2 separate regions of the Homo sapiens genome follow, and region 1 is linked to region 2. The links are chromatin loops, found by intact Hi-C in ENCODE. Cell type or tissue: B cell. All regions are shown on one strand. Links, peaks and the distances in the headings refer to the core of each region. The heading gives the core; the rest is flanking DNA. Region 1 overlaps DGKG (diacylglycerol kinase gamma). Region 2 overlaps DGKG (diacylglycerol kinase gamma).

Region 1 (2,915 bases), core at 308-2,807, 87 kb before region 2:
GCAAAATGTTAATTGTCATTATAGTTGGATAATGAGATGATATGTGATTTTTATTTTAAAATCATTTAAAAATATGATTTGGATTCTTAGCTAAGACTAGTATCATGCTCACGCTGTTGATAGTTTGTGGAATATATTTTCTTCCACTTTTTTGATAATAAAAATAAGATAGTCCAGGTGCAGTGGCTCACACATAATCCCAGCACTTTGGGAGGCAGGCAGATTGCTTGAGGTCAGGAAATTGAGACCAGCCTGGGCAACATGGTGAAATCCCGTCTCTACCAAAAATACAAAAAAATTAGCAAGGCATGGTGGTGCGCATCTGTGGTCCTGGCTACTCAGGAGGCTGAGGTGGGAGGATCACTTCACCCCGTGAGGCAGAAGTTGCAGTGAGCCAAGACTGCGCTACTGCACTCCAGCCTGGATGACAGAGTGAGACTTTGTCTCCAAAAAAAAAGAAAAGAAAGAAAGAAGATTAGATTTGCTTGTTTCTGGTCCTCTGGCTTCTTGTTGTTGTTTTTCTCCAAAATTCTTCAAAGATCAACGAAAGTGGTTCAGTAGCCTCCATGGAGGTTCTGGTAATCCTCGTTCACAAGCGATAGACTAAGCTGTTCTTTGCTCTTATGGGTCTAAAATGAACTGGCCCAGTTCCCAGAATTCCTCCAACTTTTTTTGGCCCATAGTGGGGTTTTTTGTTGTTATTGTCATTTAGTATTTCAGATCACTTTCAGCTATTTTTTTCACATTATAATTTTTCCGTTTAAGTTTGTGCCATCTTCCTATATGTTCCTTGGTTGTGTGCCTTTCTTTTCCTTTTTTTCTAAGTGTCTTTTTCAGATGGGAATCTGTGGGTGAGCCTGCAGGCACATTTTTTAAAAGGACCATTTCTTTTCCCTTTTTATTGGAATGATTTTTGAACGCTTCCCCATTTTGGAAAACTTCAGGCTGCCTCTATTCCAGAATCTCATCTAATCATAACTATCTTCTTTTTAACTTTTTAGACTGCCTAAATCTAGACTTCTTGGCTACTTATTACAGCCAGCCTTCTCCTCATTGACAATCATGTCTTCTGAGCTGGAGTGGCTTGTTTCTCCTAATATGTCTCTTCTGCTTGCTTCACCAAGCAGGGTCTTTCTGTTGGTCAGAATGAGGGACCGAGAGAAAAAAAACAGAAATAAAACAAAACAAAAAATCAAATAAAAAAATAAAGAATGAGAGACAGAGGAGTGTATCTAGTTAAGCTTCTTTATTCCATGTCAACAAGGGAAATGAAGAGACTTGTCTGATGCGCTATTTTTAGCTGAAAAGGGCGTTTTGCAAGTGTTCAGTCAGCACAAGACCACTTTCACTGCTGTAACTTCCCTTATGACAGAATAACAGTGGCTAAGAATCCACCCTCCATTTCTTCCTGTGGCCAAGCGGCCTGTAGAAAATGCTCATAATGAACTCACATGTGTTCTTTACCATATTCTGCTCACTCATGATATCTCTAGGTGCTCTATCCTTAGGGTCGTGAATTTCCGTAACAAATCAATCTCTTGCTGTCTAGACTATTCAGCCCATTAATGTAGTTTCTAGTATTTTTTTTTATTATACTTTAAGTTTTAGGGTACATGTGCACATTGTGCAGGTTAGTTACATACGTATACATGTGCCATGCTGGTGCACTGCACCCACTAACTCGTCATCTAGCATTAGGTATATCTCCCAGTGCTATCCCTCCTCACTCCTCCCACCCCACAACAGTCCCCAGAGTGTGATATTACCCTTCCTGTGTCCATGTGTCCTCATTGTTCAATTCCCACCTATGAGTGAGAATATGGGGTGTTTGGTTTTTTGTTCTTGCGATAGTTTACTGAGAATGATGTTTTCCAATTTCATCCATGTCCCTACAAAGGACATGAACTCATCATTTTTTATGGCTGCATAGTATTCCATGGTGTATATGTGCCACATTTTCTTAATCCAGTCTATCATTGTTGGACATTTGGGTTGGTTCCAAGTCTTTGCTATTGTGAATAATGCTGCAGTAAACATACGTGTGCATGTGTCTTTATATCAAACAAATTTACAAGAAAAAAACAAACAACCCCATCAAAAAGTGGGCGAAGGACATGAACAGACACTTCTCTAGTATTCTTTATAATTATGTATACATATGTGTACGTGTCACCAGGTACCTTCCCTCTCTTGTCTTTGTTTTACCAGCAGTTCCTGGATAGATTCATGGTATCATGGTATCATCCCAACTCTTTTATATTTTATTTTATTTCTGAGTTGGTGGTTTCACTATATTGCCCAGGTTGGTCTTGAACTTCTTGGCTCAAGCCATCTTCCTTCCTCAGCCTCCCAAGTAGCTAGGACTACAGTTGTGTACCACTGCATCTGGCTCTATCCCAGCTCTTTGATCCTCTTACTCATCACCCTGTACTAAATACATGTCCCCCATGCTTAGTAGATGCAAGTCCTTCATGACCAGACATGAACTTACCCTTCCAGCATATGATAAATCATGGTCCAGAAATCTACAGCCACTTAGTGATATCTGCTTCTTTGTTATCCCAGAATCCCAATGATCAGCAGAAAGAACAATGACAACATTATCCCTATTCCCAAGTCCTTCACAGTCTCGCCCCTCAAACTAGTGGGAGATCCAGTTAGCCTAGGAGATAAAGTACCTTGAATACTTGGAAAAGGCACTGAACACAAACTGATAGTTTAGTTCTTGACCTGGAAAATAATTGAAGCTTGTGGTTTTCGGTAGTCTCATGTGCAGAACAGACTAAAATGAGTGAGAAGATAGTTATGAGACCAGAGACCTGCTAGGGCCATTAAGAAGCCCCTACCCAGAAACTGGAGGTGCTGTTACAAGGAATTTAATGGAGAGAAAGGGGCAGAGCTGAAAGATAAAAGAC
Region 2 (2,915 bases), core at 285-2,784:
CCCTACAGAACCCAGACAAACACTGCAAAGTGTAATATAAGGACAAGAAAGCGGCCGGGGGAGCACTGGGGAGGACAGTCATCAAAGTCAGAGACTGGGCCCTGAGCGATGAGCCCTGGGCTTTCCATTCTTCATCCCAAAAATGCTGCCTGTGCTCCATGATGTGTCAAGCTCTCCCCAAGGCACTGGAGATACAGCAGGGAATGAACGGACAAAAATTCCACTTTCATGGAGCACACCATGTAGAGGAAAGAGACAGGCAATGAACAATTAAATAAGTGAGACATAGTATGTCAGGAAGTGTTTAAAGTACAGCAGGGAAGGGGCACAGGGAGCTCAAGGCTGCAATCTAACACCTGACAGAGAAGACAACATTGGCATGGAGATCTGGAGGAGGGGTGAGTCAAGTGGATACCTGAGGAAGGGCAGTCCAGGCAGAAGGAACAGCAAAGACGAAGGCCCTGCAGTGGGAGCAGGCCAGGCTGCTGGAGGCAGGCCAGCATGGTCAAAGCAGAGTGGATTCGAGAAAAGCTACAGCGGATGAAGCAGAGGTGACGAGGGGCCAGGTGACTAGGACATATAGGGCATTCTATGGAATATGGCTTTTATACTGGGAGGGTCCCATGACATTGGATGGTTTTGAGCAAAGGAGGAACATGACAGATTAAGAGAAGAGGGCAGAAGCGGGGAGATCAGTTCGGAGGCCACTGCAGCAGTCCAAGTGAGAGATGTCCAGGGCTTGGACCACAGGAGAAACAGAGTGGTGGTGAGAAGTGGCCAGCTTCTGGATATCTTTAGAAGGTGAAGGCAATACGATTTGCTGACAGACTGTATGTGGGAGATGAGAGGACGAGGGAAGTCAAGGACAAGCCAGGACTAGACCGTGACCAGGGCAGAGAAAGCCGTGCCTCCGGGGGCTGTAAGTAGACCACCTAGCTGGGCGAGAAGGCTGCAGGACCGTACACCTGCCGCCCGCCACTCCCCCGGGCGCTTTGGTTGCCATGGACACAGCCCTGCCAAGCAGCCACCCACGCTCTCCTGTCACCTTGGGCTCTGGAGTTGTTTGTGGGAGGAGGGAGGAGTCCTCCGGGAGCCAAGGAAGGAAAAGCTGATCTGCAGAGGGTGGATGGCTGCGGTACCGGACTACTCACACGGCTCCCTCTCCACCATGAGGGAGAAGTAGGCTTTGGCGGAGAGCTTTATGCAGTTCATCCGCAGAGGACACAGGTGATAGAAGCTGCTCAAAACAGAAAGAAGGAAGATCACAGAAGGAGGAAGAAACATTAGTTTTTTTCACAGGTTAGTGACCCAAAGAGAAAAAAGCAGAAGCAAAAGGGATAACTGCGTAAGATATTCATCCGTTCACTCTCATTTCAGCACTTGTTCAGTGCTCTGCAGCGCCCCCCCATGGTCCCCTCTCTGATCTGTTCTCTCCCTACACCCATAGCGATCTTTCCTGCATGTCACTGGGTGCATGGTGTGCATAAAGCACACCAGTGGCTTCCATTATTCTTGGGATAAAGACAAAACCCTTGAAGTAATCTACAGGGCCCTGGGTGGTCCAGCTGCTGCGCACCCTTCCAGCCTTATTTCTACCTCCATCCCTCTCCATCTGGACTCAGGTCCCGGCCCATCTCTCAGACCCCTGGGCGTTCCAGTCTCCCTTGCACCTCAGGGCCTTCACACAAGTTGGCCACCCTGTCTGCAGTGCTGCCCCAGCCTTCACTCAGTCAGCTTCCACTCCAGATCTCAGCTGACATGTGGCTTACTCAGGGGAGCCTCCCCTGACACACCCACCAGCCTCAGTCACCTTCTTATACGACAGTGCTCCTCTGTTTGTTTTCCAACGTGAATGTGAAATGATGCATTATCTCCATGGATTCCTCATTATTATCTGTCTGTCCCACTGGACAGTCGGTAAGCACCATGAGAACCCAAGCCACGGCTTTTTTGCCCACTCTCAGAGCCGGAGCACCTAACACTGCATCTGCATATAGCAGGCTTCAGTCGATATGTATGAAGATGCTGTGAGAATGAGACCCAGTCCCCCTCGGGGAGGTTACAATACATTCAGGGAACAAACAAGGAGATAATTACAAGAGAGTACAAAGAGATCATTTCTGGTGCTAAGGAAATATTCTGACGAGGCACCAGGTCCAGGCTGGGGCAACTAGGGAGGGTCTCCCAAAGGCAGCTTCTGAGCTGAGCCACAGAGAGCTTTGTGCTTTAAGGAAGTGAAAACACTTGAGAACGGTTGACATGTTGCGTGGGAGGCAGGATGTGCAGAAGGATGAGGCTAGGGAGAAAGGCAGAGCCTGCTTCCTGGGCCTACTGTGGTAGGCTATGGGGCCATGAGGAGCCACACAGCCCCATCCCAGAAGTGAAAGCAGTGAGCCAGTGCGAGGGACTGTGGTTCATGGACTTCCCTTCTTGGTGAAAGTGTGGGTGACACACTAGGAGGGTGGAACTGGAGGCGGAGAGAGCCGAGAGGAGGCTGTTGCAGCGATACCAGTGGGAAGGAATCATACCTGCACTCAGGCATCACCATGGGGATAGAGAGAAGAGATTGCTTGGAGATCTAGTAAGGAGACAACACATAGAATGTGATATGTGAATGGATGTGTGAGGGAAAAGGAAAAACCTAGGGCGGCATACAGCTTTCTAGCCTAAACACCATAACAACAGTTGACCTGCCGAGGTGGGGACACAGAAGAAGGGGCAGACACAGGAAACAAGAGCCTTCTAGGCAAAGGGAGCAGGCTGTGCAAAGGCAGGGAGGCAGTGCTCTGAACACATGTTCTGAGGACAACGAGAGGGGCCATTGCATTGTTTTGCTCTCTATCTCAAGCCTTCCAGTGGCCATCTCAGTCCTGGGTCTTGCCTGCGCTCAGCCATTTCTGATATAGGTCAGACAA

Evidence for each region. A loop is a pair of places that touch in the nucleus more often than their neighbours do. Peaks named below come from ENCODE experiments on the same cell type or tissue, not always from the same donor. Only the 100,000 strongest peaks of a DNase experiment are listed, where the experiment ranks them.
Region 1: it touches region 2 in a loop (4-fold over the local background); 1 of 110 quality-filtered maps calls a loop at or near these places.

The regions. Positions count from the first base shown.
Region 1 is chr3:186,340,841-186,343,755 of GRCh38, reverse strand. The region is part of intron 1 of DGKG (diacylglycerol kinase gamma); the gene reads left to right. Among named protein-coding and RNA genes, the nearest start is that of DGKG, 20 kb to the left of the region's middle. In B cell, for the core only: no CTCF peak of the experiment used is centred there; a DNase peak (open chromatin) is centred at 1,375; H3K27ac peaks cover 557 bases.
Region 2 is chr3:186,254,304-186,257,218 of GRCh38, reverse strand. All of the region lies in intron 17 of DGKG (diacylglycerol kinase gamma), which reads left to right. Among named protein-coding and RNA genes, the nearest start is that of DGKG, 110 kb to the left of the region's middle. RefSeq lists a silencer at 983-1,062 and enhancers at 1,643-1,692, 1,723-2,012, 2,113-2,172. In B cell, for the core only: a CTCF peak has its summit at 1,423; DNase peaks (open chromatin) are centred at 1,308, 1,798 and 2,278; H3K4me3 peaks cover 1,927 bases; H3K27ac peaks cover 2,453 bases.